Regions from separate parts of the Homo sapiens genome. Here region 1 is linked to region 2. A link is an interaction called in ENCODE POLR2A ChIA-PET data of the cell type or tissue named here. Cell type or tissue: GM12878. All regions are shown on one strand. Links, peaks and the distances in the headings refer to the core of each region. The heading gives the core; the rest is flanking DNA.

Region 1 (7,566 bases), core at 1,532-6,531, 180 kb after region 2:
AAGACCAGCCTGGCCAACACAATGAAACTCAGTCTCTACTAAAAATACAAAAATTAGCTGGGCGTTGTGGCAGGCACCTGTAATCCCAGCTACTCAGAAGGCTGAGGCAGGAGAATTGCTTGAACCTGGGAGGCAGAGGTTGCAGTGAGCCGTGATCGCACCACTGCATTCCAGCCTGGGCAACAGAGGGAGGCTGTGTCTCAAAATAAAATAGATTTCTCAAATTCAGTCACTTAAATAACAAAAATGTTTATCTCTTTCTCATACAAGGTTCGGGTTGAGAATTCAGTTCTAGTGAAGCTCTTCACTACACAGCGATTGAGAAATCAAGGCTGTTGGCTGCTTGGACATCTTTAATGTGCGGCTTCCAGGTAGGTCATTCTGAGTGTTGCCATCACAGTCAACCTAAACTGGGAAAGAGAATGGAGGAGTGCACGTGCAAATCATTTATGGTCCAGATTTGGAGGTGGTACACATCACCTCTGCTAACATGTCAAAGGAGAGAGCTCAATCATATGCCACGCCTAACTGCTATGTAGTTTTGGGCCAGAAGAAGGGGAATATGTATTTTGGTGGACAGCTAACTGACTTAACTGCTAACACCCCTTTATGGCTTTATTTGCTGATGGAGAATGATTCCAGAAGAAAAAAGCATCCTACCTTTACTTACCACAGATTCTGTCCACTAAATAATCATATTCATGAAACCTCAAATCCCCAAATTCAGTATCAACTCTCTTGACTTGAATTTCTCACTTATTACCTTTCCCATGCTTTAAGTCAATTTAAAGGACATTTTTTATTGATACAGTTGATTCACATTCAAGCTGATACTAACTGGCAATTATCAACCAGTGACTCTAACTTTAGCAGGGATCATAAACACCTGGTGTAATGTGCAAATTCTACACCCTAACCCCACAAAGTTTCAGATTTAGTATGTCTAGAATAGAACCTGGTATTTATTTGTTTTTTTTTTTGTTTTTTTGTTTTTTTGTTTTTTTTTTAGACAGAGTCTGTCTCTGTCACTCAGGCTGGAGTGCAGTGGCCTGAACACAGCTTACTGCACCCTACCTCATCCTCCTGAGCTTAAGCAATCCTTCCACCTAGCTGAGACCACAAGTGTGCACCAACACACCTGGCTAATTTTTTTTTTTTTTTTTTCAGTAGAGATGAGGTTTCTCCATGTTGCCCAAGTTGTTCTAGAACTCCTGGCCTCCCAAAGTGCTGGGATTACAGGCATAAGCCACTGCACCCGACCCTGATATTTTCATTTCTAACAAATTTCACATGATACTGATTCTGCTGATCTGGGACCACACTTTGAGAATAACTACCCTAGACTTTTGCAATGATGCCTGAATTTTTCTCTGCTTACACTTTTGCCTACCTCCTTACAGCAAAACCATCCTTCCTTGAACCCAAGAGGACTTAAAGATATCTGCTCACCTTCTGTAAGGCAAACTGAAACTTCTATTTGAGCTGGTGTTTTTGCTAAAATTGTGCTCTCCAATCATATTTAATTGGACAAGTAACTGTGATTTGATTTATTGCAGATCTGAAGGACCACTCTTGCCCTCCCACTATCCAAGACTTCTTTTTAGCGTAGGTTTTCTTGTCATACACTCCAAATTTGGATTTGCTCGTCTAAACCTCTGGCTCACATATGATATTTAAAGAGTCTTACTCAAAGCCTTCAAAGTGCTCCCTTCACTTCTCTAGCAAGTGGCATCACTCAGAAAGTTGTATTTTTGTATCAAATGTCTAGCTTGTCTGGGACTTTTAAACAATGTTTAAGAACTAGCAACCTTTGCTAGTTTTGTTGAATACCTACCATTCTTTATGTATCCCAAAGATACATATACTTTGCTACAAAGATACATTACTTCTTTATGTATCTTTGGGATACATAAAAAATGGTAGGCACACTATTTTTTTTAATGGCTCCACATCTTGATCTTTGTTCATTATTCAAAATTACATGCTTATTATTGGGCATTGCAGGCTGCCTCTATAACCCAACATTTATCACATATTTAAAAATTTGGTTCTTTTTTTTTGCTTCCAAAATAGTTATCTCAGGCAAACAGGAATCCATGAGAACTACAGTCATATCTTTTGACCCAATTTGTCTGCTGACTTCTCTTGGTGATTCAGTGTAAAACACTACAGGTGCTAATCTGCCTGGGGCAGGAAAGTACAAAACAGATTTGATACAACAGTTTCAAGGCTTACAGGTAATTAACTCAGCATGATTTAGCTGGATTTGTACCAAGCATTTGTTTGCCCATGCTGAGAAAACTAATACTTTGTCTCTTTCATCAGTGGATCTCAAAACAGTTTGCAAACATTAATTAATGCTTATCACACATCTCGTCATCCCCATTTCCAGATGAGGAAACTGAGCAGTAGAAGCTAGAAAGTGATTTGCCTGCAGTCTTGCAGCTGGGCCCAGTGGAGTGCAGAGTAGAACACGGTTTTTGGTTTTTTGACCTTGGGGTCATACTTCTTCTTGTTGACGGAAGAGCTGACACCATACTCTTAAATAGGGACAACCAAGTTTAGTCATTCCTTCAACCTAATCTATTCAAAACACAACAAAGTGAAAATTTAGGAAAGATATGTGGCTATGTTTTATATGGATAAACTCTGGTGGGAGTGTGTGTGTGTGTGTGTGTGTGTGTGTAATCACATATGTGTATGCTTCTGAACATGCATTTAATATTGAGTTACAATTATTCCTTAGTTAGACAGCATTTTATAAGCGTTTATTTGCCCTGTGGAGAGATTGACTGATCAATGAATGGAAGGAATGAAAGTAAAGGGTTGCCCCTTTTCATGGATCAAGTCATGAGATAGCTGCAAGTAGGGGCTCACCCAACTGTCAGGAAATGGCTGCACTTCAAATTGGCATTCCACGGGACTAGTGGCTTTGCTTCTCTGCAGTTGGAAGAGCTACAACTAAACCCAACCTCACACCAAATGTTCACCAGATGCTTGCAGCTGGCATTTCCAGATAGCTCCCTACACAGCAAGTGACTGGCCCAGGCTGCTCATCCCCTGCCTGCAAGCCTGTTCTCACACTTGCCTTATAGAAAGGGAGAGCAGCAGGAGGGTGGTGATGTCTCTCCAGGGGCACACTTCTAATGTGGGCCCAACTGTACTAGGCAAGGAACCCCTTCCTGCAGTGAGACCTGGGCAGGCAACTGCTGACCCTGTTCTCTTGCAGTTCCAGCCTGCACCATGGGACATCACCGGTAACTGGCCAAGCCATTTATACACACAGCTGTCCCAGGCACCAGAGTCTTGACGCTCAGAGTCAGGCCCTCAGTTCTGGTATTTTTATATATCACTAGTGGGAGCAATTTTTATTGGCTTCAGTAGATAACTTTTTAAAGATGACAGAGGAATTATAAAGAGTGTCCAAACTTGAATTGAAAATGTTATATATGCCTTTTTCAGGGTACCAACATAAGCATAGTATACATTTAATTAACATTTCATTTTATGTAGGGCTAGCCTACATTAAAATTCTCAGAACACTTACATTAGCCTATGGTTGGATAAAATTGTCTAGCACAAAGCCTATTTTATAATAAAGTGTTGAATATCTCATGTAATTTATTGAATATTGTATTGAAAGAGAAAAACAGATGGTTTTGCACCATCGAAAAGTCAAAAAATCATAAGTTGGGGACTATCTATACACACTTTTTTTTTTTTTTTGGTGAGACAGAGTCTTGCTCTGTTGCCCAGGCTGGAGTGCAGTGGTGTGATCTCGGCTCACTGCAACCTCCACCTCCCAGATTCAAGCAATTCTTCTGCCTCAGCCTCCCGAGTAGCTGGGATTGCAGGCATGCACCACCAAGCCCGGCTAATTTTGTATTTTTAGTAGATATGGCGTTTCTCCATGTTGGTCAGGCTGATCTCGGCCTCCTGACCTCAGGTGATCCGCCTGCCTCGGCCTCCCAAAGTGCTGGGATTACAGGCATGAGCCACCGTGCCCGGCCCTATCTATACATATTTTAGGGGAAGATGGGTATTCATCAACTTCCAGATCCTCCTTACGAAAGGCCTTTGGAAATCTCTAGCTAATGTGGTAAGGGACACAGTTTCTGCTTTCCTATATCATGGTCCTCTTTCCTTTTTTGTCTTTGGGTTTCTCTTCTGTGGCTTATGTCATTGTTGCCCCATGCCAATCCGTGATAAGATAATGTAGAATCTTCATTACTGCCTTTTCATTATTACTCCTCAGTTTGATGTTCTCAAATGGTAGTGTTCATTAGAAGTATCTGGAGATCTTGTTTAAAAGAAAATGCAGCTTCCTGGCTGCACTCTGAGAGATGCAGATTTAACAGGTCTAGAATGGGCCCCAACTGTCTGTGTTTTTAACAAACATGCCTAGGTCATTCCAATGTATGTGACCCATGGATTGCACTTTGAGAAACATTGCTTTAAAGTTTGCATTTGAAAACATTCCAAGTTTGTTTCAAATACAGCCTTTGCCAAAGCTTTACTCTACAAAACGCTGGTTGCCCACTTTGTTAAATAAACTCCAGGAACAGCTTTTGCTGCTTACCTTGTCTTGCAGCTTTCTGTAACTCAATATCCTGTTTGGCCTCTGATCTCTTTATCCTCATGTATTCTCTCCTGTACACTAGGGTAAAATAAAAGAATTTTTATTCTGCCAAAAGTGTAACTTTTAGATAAAGGTCCTAATTAAAAAGAAATCTCCCTATTATACACAGTCATGTATAAATACCATTAAGCACCCCTCAGGCGGCAATTATTGGATTTTTATTGTTCAAACAACTGGAAAGATATGCTTGTGGATGGTCTAGTTTTTAGAAAACATGATAATTATCTATTAATCAAAAAGATGTCTTCTGTTTTCATTGCACTGTTTACATATATACATATACTTATTTATATATTAGAAAAAGAAAAGACAGTATACGTTCAGCAAATTTGATTCCTGCTTTAACTTCTAAATTATCCAATTCTCGTTCCCTTTTATTGCCACTGGCATACATTAAATAATGGGCACATGGCAATCCAGGCCTATACTTTGTTAACACCAGCCAGCGCTTTAATTCCAAGGATCTATCGAGCAGGCAACTGCCATTTTATGTGGTTAAAAAAGAGTAAGCAAGAAGATTGGTTTTTCTGACACTGAGAAGCAGAACGTTTCCACAACATGGCAGCTAATGCTATACCATATGTTAGGATAGCAAAACTGTGACCTCTAGGCCAAGTCAGGCCCATCACTTATTTTTGTAAGTAATGTTTTATCAAAGTACAGCCATGATCACTGGTTTATCCGCCTATGATTGCTTTTATGCTACAACATCAGAGTTGAGTAGTTTCAGCAGAGACTGCATGGCCCGCAAAGCCTATCAGACTTGCTATCTGGCCCTGTGCTACAGGATGGGCCTTTCTGTGGTCACTGTCCACATAGAATAAGTAGCAAGAGCATGTATAAGATTTGACCCCGAGGGGAACTACATTTCCTGCAGCCTTTCTGGAGGATTGGGATCACTCACTGGCTGAGTGTTTTGTTGTATTCCCTTTGGAATTAGTATAGAGCAGCTACATTTAAAGAACATTTACAATACTTTTTATAAATTTTCTTCTTTTCTCGCTGGCTTTAAAAATGTAAACATTTCCCAACTCATTTTCTAGGTAGAAGAACTTACCATTATAGATACCGTGAAAGGGATCTTATACCAGGGTTTTCCAAATAGTATTCTGAAGCACACTATTATTCTTTTACATCCGAATACATTTTTTTTTTTCTTGAGACAAGGTATCGCTGTGTTACCCAGGTTGGAGTGCAGGGGCACAACCATACCTCAGCGCTGCAGCCTCAACCTCCTGGGTTCAAGCGATCTTCCTGTCTTAGCCTCTTGAGTAGTTGGGGCTACAGGTGGTATGCCACCATGCCTGTCTAATTTTTATTATTTTTGTGGAGATGGGGTCTTGCTTTGTTGTCCAGGTTGGGCTTGAATTCTTGAGTCTCAAGCTATCCCCCTGCCTCGGCTTCTGAAAGTCCTGGGATTACAGGTGTGAGCCACTATGCCTGGCTTTAGATCTGAATAAATTTTTTAAATTAAAAAGTTCGATAAGTAATGGGGTGAACAAACTTTTACTTTTTTATGCTGTAGAATTTCTCAGAGCTTTAATATGCTCCAACTCTAAAAATAAACTATACCATGGAATATCTTCCAAACTTGTTTGTGTAGTGTTTACATATTTAACCAGAGAATATTTTTTGAGGAATAGTAATTTTTGAGAGAACATGGATTGGAAAGTGCTAGCCTAAGTCAAGTCCTTGCCTTTTATAGTGTGGTACTAAATAATTCTAAATAAGCATGATTTGCTTTTTTGCAAGTTTGTAGCAGGAAATTCTACCCTCTTAGTTGTAGCCCTGCTCACCTAGTTGAAACACTATTAATTTGTGGCTTCAAAGTCTGTATTCACAGCATTCCAGTGACTTGATCTGCTCATTCTAATTGTTTTAAACACTGTTGGTGTTAAAAACAGCCTCCAAAGACTGCCTCAAGAGCTTGCTCAATTATTTAAGAGGCTAAAGCAGGAAAGCAATATATCCTGAGGGAAGACACACCATTAATTAACATGTCTTCTGTCTTATCATTGTCCTTCTTCACGTTTTATCCCATTGTCAAATTTGTTTAGTTTATTAATAACTAAGGAAGAGGTGGAGCATGGTGGCTCACACCTGTAATCCCAGTATTTTGGGAGGCCGAGGTGGGTGGACCATCTGAGGTGAGGAGTTTGAGACCAGCCTGGCCAACATGGTGAAAGCCCGTTGCTACTCAAAATACAAAAAAAAAAAAAAAAAAAATTAGCCAGGCGTGGTGGTGCGCACCTGTAGTCCCAGCTACTTGGGAGGCTGAGGCAAGAGAATCACTCAAACCTGGGAGGCAGAGGTTGTAGTGAGCCAAGATCATACCACTGCACTCCAGCCTGGGCGACAGAGCGGTGAGACTCTGCCTAAAAAAAAAAAAAAAAAGCCATGAGACTCCATCTCAAAAACAAACAAACAAATAAAAACAAAACAAAAGAAGAGTTTGGTTGCATTTGGAACCTGCAATGTTTGTGGTCTTGTGGAAAAAAGAGTGATATCGGTCAGCTGGGTGCAATGGCTCACACCTGTAATCCCAGCACTTTGGGAGGCTGAGGCGGGTGGATCACAGGGTCAAGAGATTGAGACCGTTATGGCCAACATGGTGAAACCCCGTCTATACTAAAAATACAAAAATTAGCTGGGTGTGGTGGTGTGTGCCTGTAGTCTCAGCTACTCAGGAGGCTGAGGCAGGAGAATTGCTTCAACCTGGGAGGCGGAGGTTACCATGAGCTGAGATCACGCCATTGCACTCAAGCCTGGTGACAGAGCGAGACTTTGTCTCAAAAAAAAGAAAAAAAAGGTGGTATATTTATTATCTTACTATGTGCAAGAAGCTTAGTTTTTGTTTCTGCCTTTCCTTGTGTGTTGGGTTGGAACTTTACTAATAAAACAGTCAACCAGTAGACTAAGTTAATGAT
Region 2 (7,566 bases), core at 866-5,865:
CATGGTGAAACCCTATCTCTATTAAGAATACATAAATTAGTCAGGTATGGTGGCACACGCCTGAAGTCCCAGCTATTCGGGAGGCTGAGGAAGGAGAATCGCTTGAACCCAGTGGGTGGAGGTTGCAGTGAACCAAGATTGTACCACTGCACTTCAGCTTGGGAAACAGAGTGAGTCTCAGTCTCAAAAACAAAACAAAACCAAGGAGTCTCGCTCTGTCGCCCAGGCTGGAGTGCAGTGGCGCGATCTCGGCTCACTGCAAGCTCTGCCTCCCGGGTTCATGCCATTCTCCTGCCTCAGCCTCCCGAGTAGCTGGGACAAAAGGCGCCCGCCACCATGCTCGGCTAATTTTTTGTATTTTTAGTAGAGATGGGGTTTCACCGTGTTAGCCAGGATGATCTCAATTTCCTGACCTCGTGATCCGCCCAACCTGGCCTCCCAAAGTGCTGGGATTACAGGCGTGAGCCACTGCACCCAGCCCCGATACAATACGTTCTTTAACACTGGGTAATATTTATTGAGTGTCAGGTTTGTGGAGAATGTTTTGTAAGAATAATTTCCTATAATTCTTAGAGGTAGGCATTATCATCATCATTCCCATTTTAAAATTGAGAAATGGAGCTTTAGAGAGAAGCTTTATGTAATTTGTCTAGGAAGTATCAAAGCTATAATGTAAACCTAGGATGTCTAGTTCCTTAGCTTTGCTTTAATCACTGTGCAATATACCTACTCCTGAAAAATACTTGAATCCCATTATTGTCAACTAGTTGAAGGTTAGAAATGCACAGTAGCTCTGGTTTTTCCAAGAAACTTGGAAAAGAGAGAATAAGCAACATCAGTGTATGGTCGAGAGTCCTAGCCTCCTTGTGTTTTTACAATTGTGATGTCTCTGCATGGCCCAGCATTTCAGGAACTATCCATTGAAAAGCTCTGAAAACCAAAAACAAGTTCATTTGCAAGTTTTCATAATTATACATGGCTGTGACCTAATTCTTCCTTTTGCTTTGTGTTTGACTAATATGTATTAGTCACATCTAACCTCCAGTTTCTGCTCCCCTACCCAGCCCCCAATTTGTTAGGGAAGGGTAAAATTCTGATTTTTGCCTGCCCAGACTTTGAGTTTGGAAGCTAACTTAAAATCTTACAGAATCTCTCTTAGCTTTCTCTATATCCCTCAAGCAATCCATGAATGAAAACAATGAGCACTGTGCTTTTCTTTTTGTTTTGTTTTTTTGTTTTTTTGTTTTTTTTTTTTTTGAGATGAAGTTTCACTCTTGTTGCCCAGGCTGGAGTGCAATGGCAAGATCTCAGCTCACTGCAACCACTGCCTCCTGGGTTCAAGTAATTCTCCTGCCTCAGCCTCCCGAGAAGCTGGGATTTACAGGCATGCACCATCATGCCCGACTAATTTTCATGTTTTTAGTAGAGATGGGTTTCACCATGTTGGCCAGGCTGGTCTCAAACTCCTGACCTCAGGTGATCTGCCTGCTTCGGCCTCTCAAAGTGCTGGGATGACAGGCATGAGCCACTGCACCCGGCATGCACTGTGATTTTCATATGGAACACTGGGCAAGTGTGGCTTTGGTGAATTGTATGAGACATTTTACCTACATAATCTCATTCATGTTTTTGGCCTTTTCTATCCTTTGAACAGGGTCTAATTGGCCTACGGTGATATATTATGTAATAAATCCCTGTAAAAGGACACTTTTTCATAGAAATTCAGTCATGTTTAAAAATGCTTCATAAATCATGGAGCACAAAACTTATTGCATTTGCAGCTCTTGAACACAAGTGTAGCGTGATTTCTATTTGTCAGCATCTTGTTCAAGGTAAACTGGGCCAGTAACAAGTATGAGCTTGAAGGATTTAAATAATGGAATTAACTGACTTTGTTGTATTTCTCTATTTGACCTCAATAAACACAAAATATATATTTTCCCCTCATGTTTATAAAGCATATACAAGATTTAATTACATACTTGGCCTACAAAAAGCTTTAATATTATTTCCCCAAAGTAGAACACTTGTACAACATATTCTCCTACCAAAAAACCAAAATATTGAATTTCTACAGTAAACAAAATAATAAAAATCTACTTCAAATAAAAAAACCTCTTCTAAATGACTCTTGAATCGAGAGGAAACAAACGAACAAAAACAACGGAGATTACAAATGCTTTAGCAATTAATGTAAATGAGCCCTCTTCATTGAGAAATCTCCATAATGCGAATAGAGCCCCAGTCAGAGTAAGCTTCATGACTTTAACCTTTCTATTTTAATAAAATGAATCAGAGACTTAGTTCAGGGAACAACCTAGGAAACTTAGAAAAAAGAACAAAATAAATTGCAGGTGAAAGCGAGAAATAAATAAAAGATGGAAATTACTATATATATATTTAAAAACCTATCAAAGAGACTTTAAAGAACACTGGACTTATCAATAAAACCAAAACTGTTTTTTTTTTTTTAAACAAAAATACTTAATGGATAGGCTTGCCAGATAAAATACTATACGCCTAGTAAAATTTAAATTTTAGGCTGGGCGCAGTGGCTCACGCCTGTAATCCCAGCACTCTGGGAGGCCGAGGCAGGCACATCACCTGAGGTCAGGTATTTGAAACCAGCCTGGCCAAAGTGGTGAAACTGTCTCTACTAAAAATACAAAAAATTAGCCGGGCGTGGTGGTGCATGCCTGTAATCCCAGCTACTCAGGAGGATGAGGCAGTGAGAGAAGAGAGACAGACCTTCTCATATTGTTTTATATTGTTTTATACTCAGAAAAGGAAAGAGAAGCAAAACTAAAGGTGCCTAGGATTCAGACCCGAAACCAAGGAATCAGACCTGAAACCAGGCCTGGGCCTGCCTGACCTAAGCCTAGTAGTTAAAATTCGACCCCTGACCTAGCAACTGATGTTATCTATAGATTATAGAAAGACATTGTAAAACTTCCCAGTCTGTTCTGGGAACTTTTCTGAAACAGTTTCTGAAACAGAACTGTTTCACTCTGACCACCGGTGCATGCAGCCCCTGTCACATACCCCCTGCTTGCTCAATTGATCATGACCTCCTCATGCGGACTCCCTTAGAGTTGTGAGCCCTTAAAAGGGACAGGAATTGCTCACCTGGGGAGCTCGGCTCTTGAGACAGGAGTCCTGCCGATGCTACCGGCCGATAAACCTCTTCCTTCTTTAACTCGGTGTCTGAGGAGAAAAGAATAGTTATCATCTTTGGAAAAAAAAAAAAAAGGGAGGGTGGAATTTATATAAAAAGAATGTTATATGGTAAATTATTGTCCTGAAATATATTAACTGGTTGTTTAAAGAAAGAAATGTTTGTAATAAGTCAGAAAGTTAAGGCATGTCGAAAAATTGCCTGTAAAAGTCGTGAAAAGAAAAAGTTATAAAAAAAAGTGTGTTAAAAAGAAAGAATTTATGCAAGAAATGTATAATTTAAAAGTAATTAGGCCTCCTAAATGTAAAACTATTGAAGAGACAGTTTATGTGCAAGGTGTATAAGGAAAGTAAAGTATATATTTGGTAAAAGGATTATAAGGAGGCATAAGAATGTGGATTTTTACCTACATTAAAAGGTTAAAAATATGTGTATTTTGTTTTAAAGGTTTAAGGAAGTTTTAAAACATTAATTGTGTGTAAATTCTGTGTGTAAACATATTAGCTAAAGTTAAAGAAGTATCATCCAGTTTTTCTGTAAACCGGACATTAAATAAAAGCATAACAGGTTTTTCTTAAAGCACCAACCTGTTCTTTAACAAAAATTATAAATGGTTAAAAAGAGTCTAAAACATCTTACCTTATAGTCAAACATTAAAAATTAGATAAATATGTCTACAAGATTTTATTAAAATTAAGTTTAACATTAATAACACACTAATATAAAGATAAAATTTAGCTTATCTGGTATAAAAATCATACAAAAAGCATTATTAAATATAAAATGGTTTTTAGCTCTCTTTGGTCTAAAGGCTAATAAAAATAGGTGCTAAAGGAAATTTCTCAGTAAAAAGGCACTAAGGACTATAAAGTCCACTGCCAAGGTCCCCACATTCAAAACAAAAGGTCGATTTCTTAGAAATTATATACTTGGTTTACCTTCCACTTTCCTTTCCCTCAAAACTAAAAGTCTTTTAGCACATGTACTACCCTTAGAATTTCCGGTAAACCAGCAGCAGCCTGAAGATCACGTTCTCATCGAAAGGTGGAAAGAAGAAAAACTCCAGTCAGCCTGGGAAGGACCCTACCTTGCGCTGCTAACCACCAAGACTGCTGTTCGTACAGCAAAAAAGGATGGACTCTTCACATCCGAGTCAAGAAAGTGCCACCCCCTCCAGACTCGTAGGCCGTAGTCCCAGAGGAAAACTCTACCAAACTAAAGCTAAGAAAAATCTAACTATTTTCATCTATTCTATTACTCGTTCTTCTTTTCGCGCTCTATTGCTGACCATCTAGTTATTAACATAACCAAGTCAATTTCGCCTCAAACTGTTGCATTTAATGCTTGCCTTGTTATAGCCTGTGAGGACTTGCCAAGTCAAAGACAGCTGTCTACTTCAGAAAAGTACTTCTGTCCCTCCTGACTCTCCTCAGACTGGGCATTAGTAAACTAAGGCCATTTAATCCAGGGAGATTTCAATAAAGGCCCCAGTGCCAACCAGGAGTCTTGCCCCCTGAGGCAGAGCTTTCATGCCATAGTTGGTCCAACATTCTGTGGACCACTAAAGAACAAGGATGGACTGCCCCAACTGGTTTTTGTAATTTCCTAAAATCATACATTCATTTTTCTAAAAGATCATAGAAGTTAAAGACTTAAGACAAACTTTAGCAATTAAGACAAGATACCAAGATGCAAATGCCTGGTTAAAATGGATCAAATATTCCATCTGCACGTTAAATAAAAGCAATTGTTATGCTTGTACACATGGCAGGCCAGAGGCCCAGATTGTCCCTCTTCCACTAAGGTGGTCCTCCAGTCGACCAGGCGTAGGCTTCATGGTAGCCCTTTTCCAGGATTTTACAGCCTGGAGTAATAATTCATGCCAAGCTCTCTCTGCTATATCCTGAAGTCCGGCACCCTGCAGGTCAGCCCCCGAGGGCCATCCAGCTTCCATCTCCCAACACTAAGTTCACTTCGTGTCTCTCACAACAGGGAGGAAACAGCATTCCTTGGAGACCTGAAAGGATGCGATGAGGCCCCTGTTCATCCCTGAGCGGATGTGTGGTGGTATTATGGTGGACCTTTACTACGCACTCTGCTGAATAACTAGAGTGGGACTTGTGCTTTAGTCCATTTGGCTATCCCTTTCACCCTGGCATTTCATCAACCAGAAGGAGAAAATATAAAACATCGTAAAGCGAGAGAAGCCCCTTATAGGTCTTTCAACTCTTACATCTATTTAGATGCAATTGGAGGCCTGCAAGGAATACCAGATCAATTTAAAGCTTGAAATCAAATAGCTACAAGATTTAAGTCAATATTTCAGTAGGTGACAGTTAATAAAAATGTAGATTAAATAAACTACATCTATTACAACCAACAGCAACAAGCTTTTCATGAGTTAAAAGAAAAACTCAGGTTGGCCCCAGCCCTAGGGCTAGCTGATCTGACAAAACTTTTTACACAGTATGTGTTGAAAAAAGGAAAAAAAAAAAATGGCAGTTGGAGTTTTAACCCAGACTGTAGGGCCCTGGCCAAGGCCAGTGGCCTATCTCTCAAAACAGCTAGACAAGGTTTCCAAAGGCTGGCCCCCATGTCTAAAGGCCCTGGCAGCAATGGCCCTGTTAGCACAAGAAGCAGATAAGCTAACTCTTAGGCAAAACTGAAACATAAAGTCCCCCCATGCTGTGGTGACTTTAATAAATACCAAAGGACATCATTAGCTAACGAATGCTACTAGATACCAAAGCTTGTTCTATAAAAATCCCTGCATAACCATTGAAGTTTGCAACACCCTAAACCCCACCACCTTGCTCCCGGTATCACCCAGCCCAGTTGTACATAACTGTTTAGAGATATTGGACTCAGTTTATTCTAGCAGGCCCAACCTCTGAGACCATCCTTGAACATCAGTAGACTGTGAGCTGTACATGGACAGGAACAGCTTCGCCAACCCTTGCAAAGTGACTCTAAAGATGACAAGCCCGGCTCCAGTCACACCCGGAAGCTGACTGGTCCACGCACAGCCCAAGCATGAAAAAACTCATCGCAGGACTCATTTTCCTTAACTTTTAGACTTGTACAGTAAGGACTTCAACTGACCTTCCTCAGACTGAAGGCTGTTCCCAGTATATAAATCAAGTCACTAAAGTGGCACGAAAGGTTGCTATGGTCCTATTATTTTATGGTTATTATAAGTGTGCTGAAACTCTAAAAAAAAACTTGTTTGTATAATGTTATTCTATACAAGGTATGTAGCCCAGGAAATGACCAACCTGATGTGTGTTATGACCCATCTGAGCCTCCCATGACCACAGTTTTTAAAATAAGATTAAGGACTGAGGACTGGTGGAGGCTCATAAAGGATACAAGTAAAGTGTTAGCCAAAATAGACAAACAAAAAGGTGCCCAAATGAGTCACCTTAAAATTCGATGCCTGTGCTCTCTTATTATTAATAATAAGTTAAAAATAGGATGAGGTTCTCTTAATTAAGAAAGAGGTTATATGACAGAAAATAAGTACATTTATCATAAATTAAGACTGTGTAAAAATAAATGTAGATACTGGTCTTGTGTCATTTAGGCTACTTAGATGAAAAAAATGAAAAACTCCTGTCCACCTTCAGCAAAGGAAAAGTGGCCCTTCCTGTACCAGTAGCCAGTGTAACCCCTTAGAACTAGTAATAACCAACCCCCTTAATCCTCGCTAAAAAAAGAGGAATGTGTAACCCTAGAAATTGATGGAGCTGGACTGGATCTTCAAATAAATATCATAGTTTGAAGAAAAGTTTACAAACGCTCTCCTGAGCCAGTATTTCAAACCTTCTATGATGAACTGAATGTGCCAGTACCAGAAATTCCAGGAAAAACAAGAAATTTGTTTTTGCAATTAGCCAAGCATATAGCCCAGTCTCTCAGTGTCACTTTGTATTATATATCAGCACAAGTGTACTATATGAATCATTATCAATCTATTGCACAGAAAGACATAAGTAGCAGAAATAAGAGTGAGAACTCCCGCTAATAAAAAGTGAGAGTCTCAAAGGGGAAATGAGAGAAGAGAGACAGACCCTCTCATTTTGTTTTATACTCAGAGAAGGAAAGAGAAGCAAAACTAAAGGCAGGTAGCCCAGCGCCCAGGAACCAGACCTGAAACCAAGGAACCAGACCTGAAACCAGGCCTGGGCCTGCCTGACCTAAGCCTGGTAGTTAAAATTCGACCTCTGACCTAGCAACTGATATTATCTATAGATTATAGAAAGACATTGTAAAACTTCCCGGTCTGTTTTGTTTCACTCTGACCACTGGTGCATGCAGCCCCTGTCACGTACCCCCTGCTTGCTCAATTGATCATGAACCTCTCAAGCGGACCCCCTTAGAGTTGTGAACCC

What was found. ChIA-PET counts read pairs that join two places held together with the same protein. Peaks named below come from ENCODE experiments on the same cell type or tissue, not always from the same donor. Only the 100,000 strongest peaks of a DNase experiment are listed, where the experiment ranks them.
Region 1: POLR2A ChIA-PET joins it to region 2 with 6 read pairs; 2 of 35 experiments call an interaction of 5 or more read pairs at or near these places.

Annotation. Positions count from the first base shown.
Region 1 is chr5:116,885,056-116,892,621 of GRCh38, forward strand. No RefSeq gene overlaps it. Among named protein-coding and RNA genes, the nearest start is that of LINC02214, 130 kb to the left of the region's middle. In GM12878, for the core only: no CTCF peak of the experiment used is centred there; no DNase peak of the experiment used is centred there.
Region 2 is chr5:116,701,943-116,709,508 of GRCh38, forward strand. No RefSeq gene overlaps it. Among named protein-coding and RNA genes, the nearest start is that of LINC02214, 56 kb to the right of the region's middle. RefSeq lists enhancers at 2,633-3,359, 2,766-2,865. In GM12878, for the core only: no CTCF peak of the experiment used is centred there; DNase peaks (open chromatin) are centred at 969 and 2,969; H3K4me3 peaks cover 341 bases; H3K27ac peaks cover 840 bases.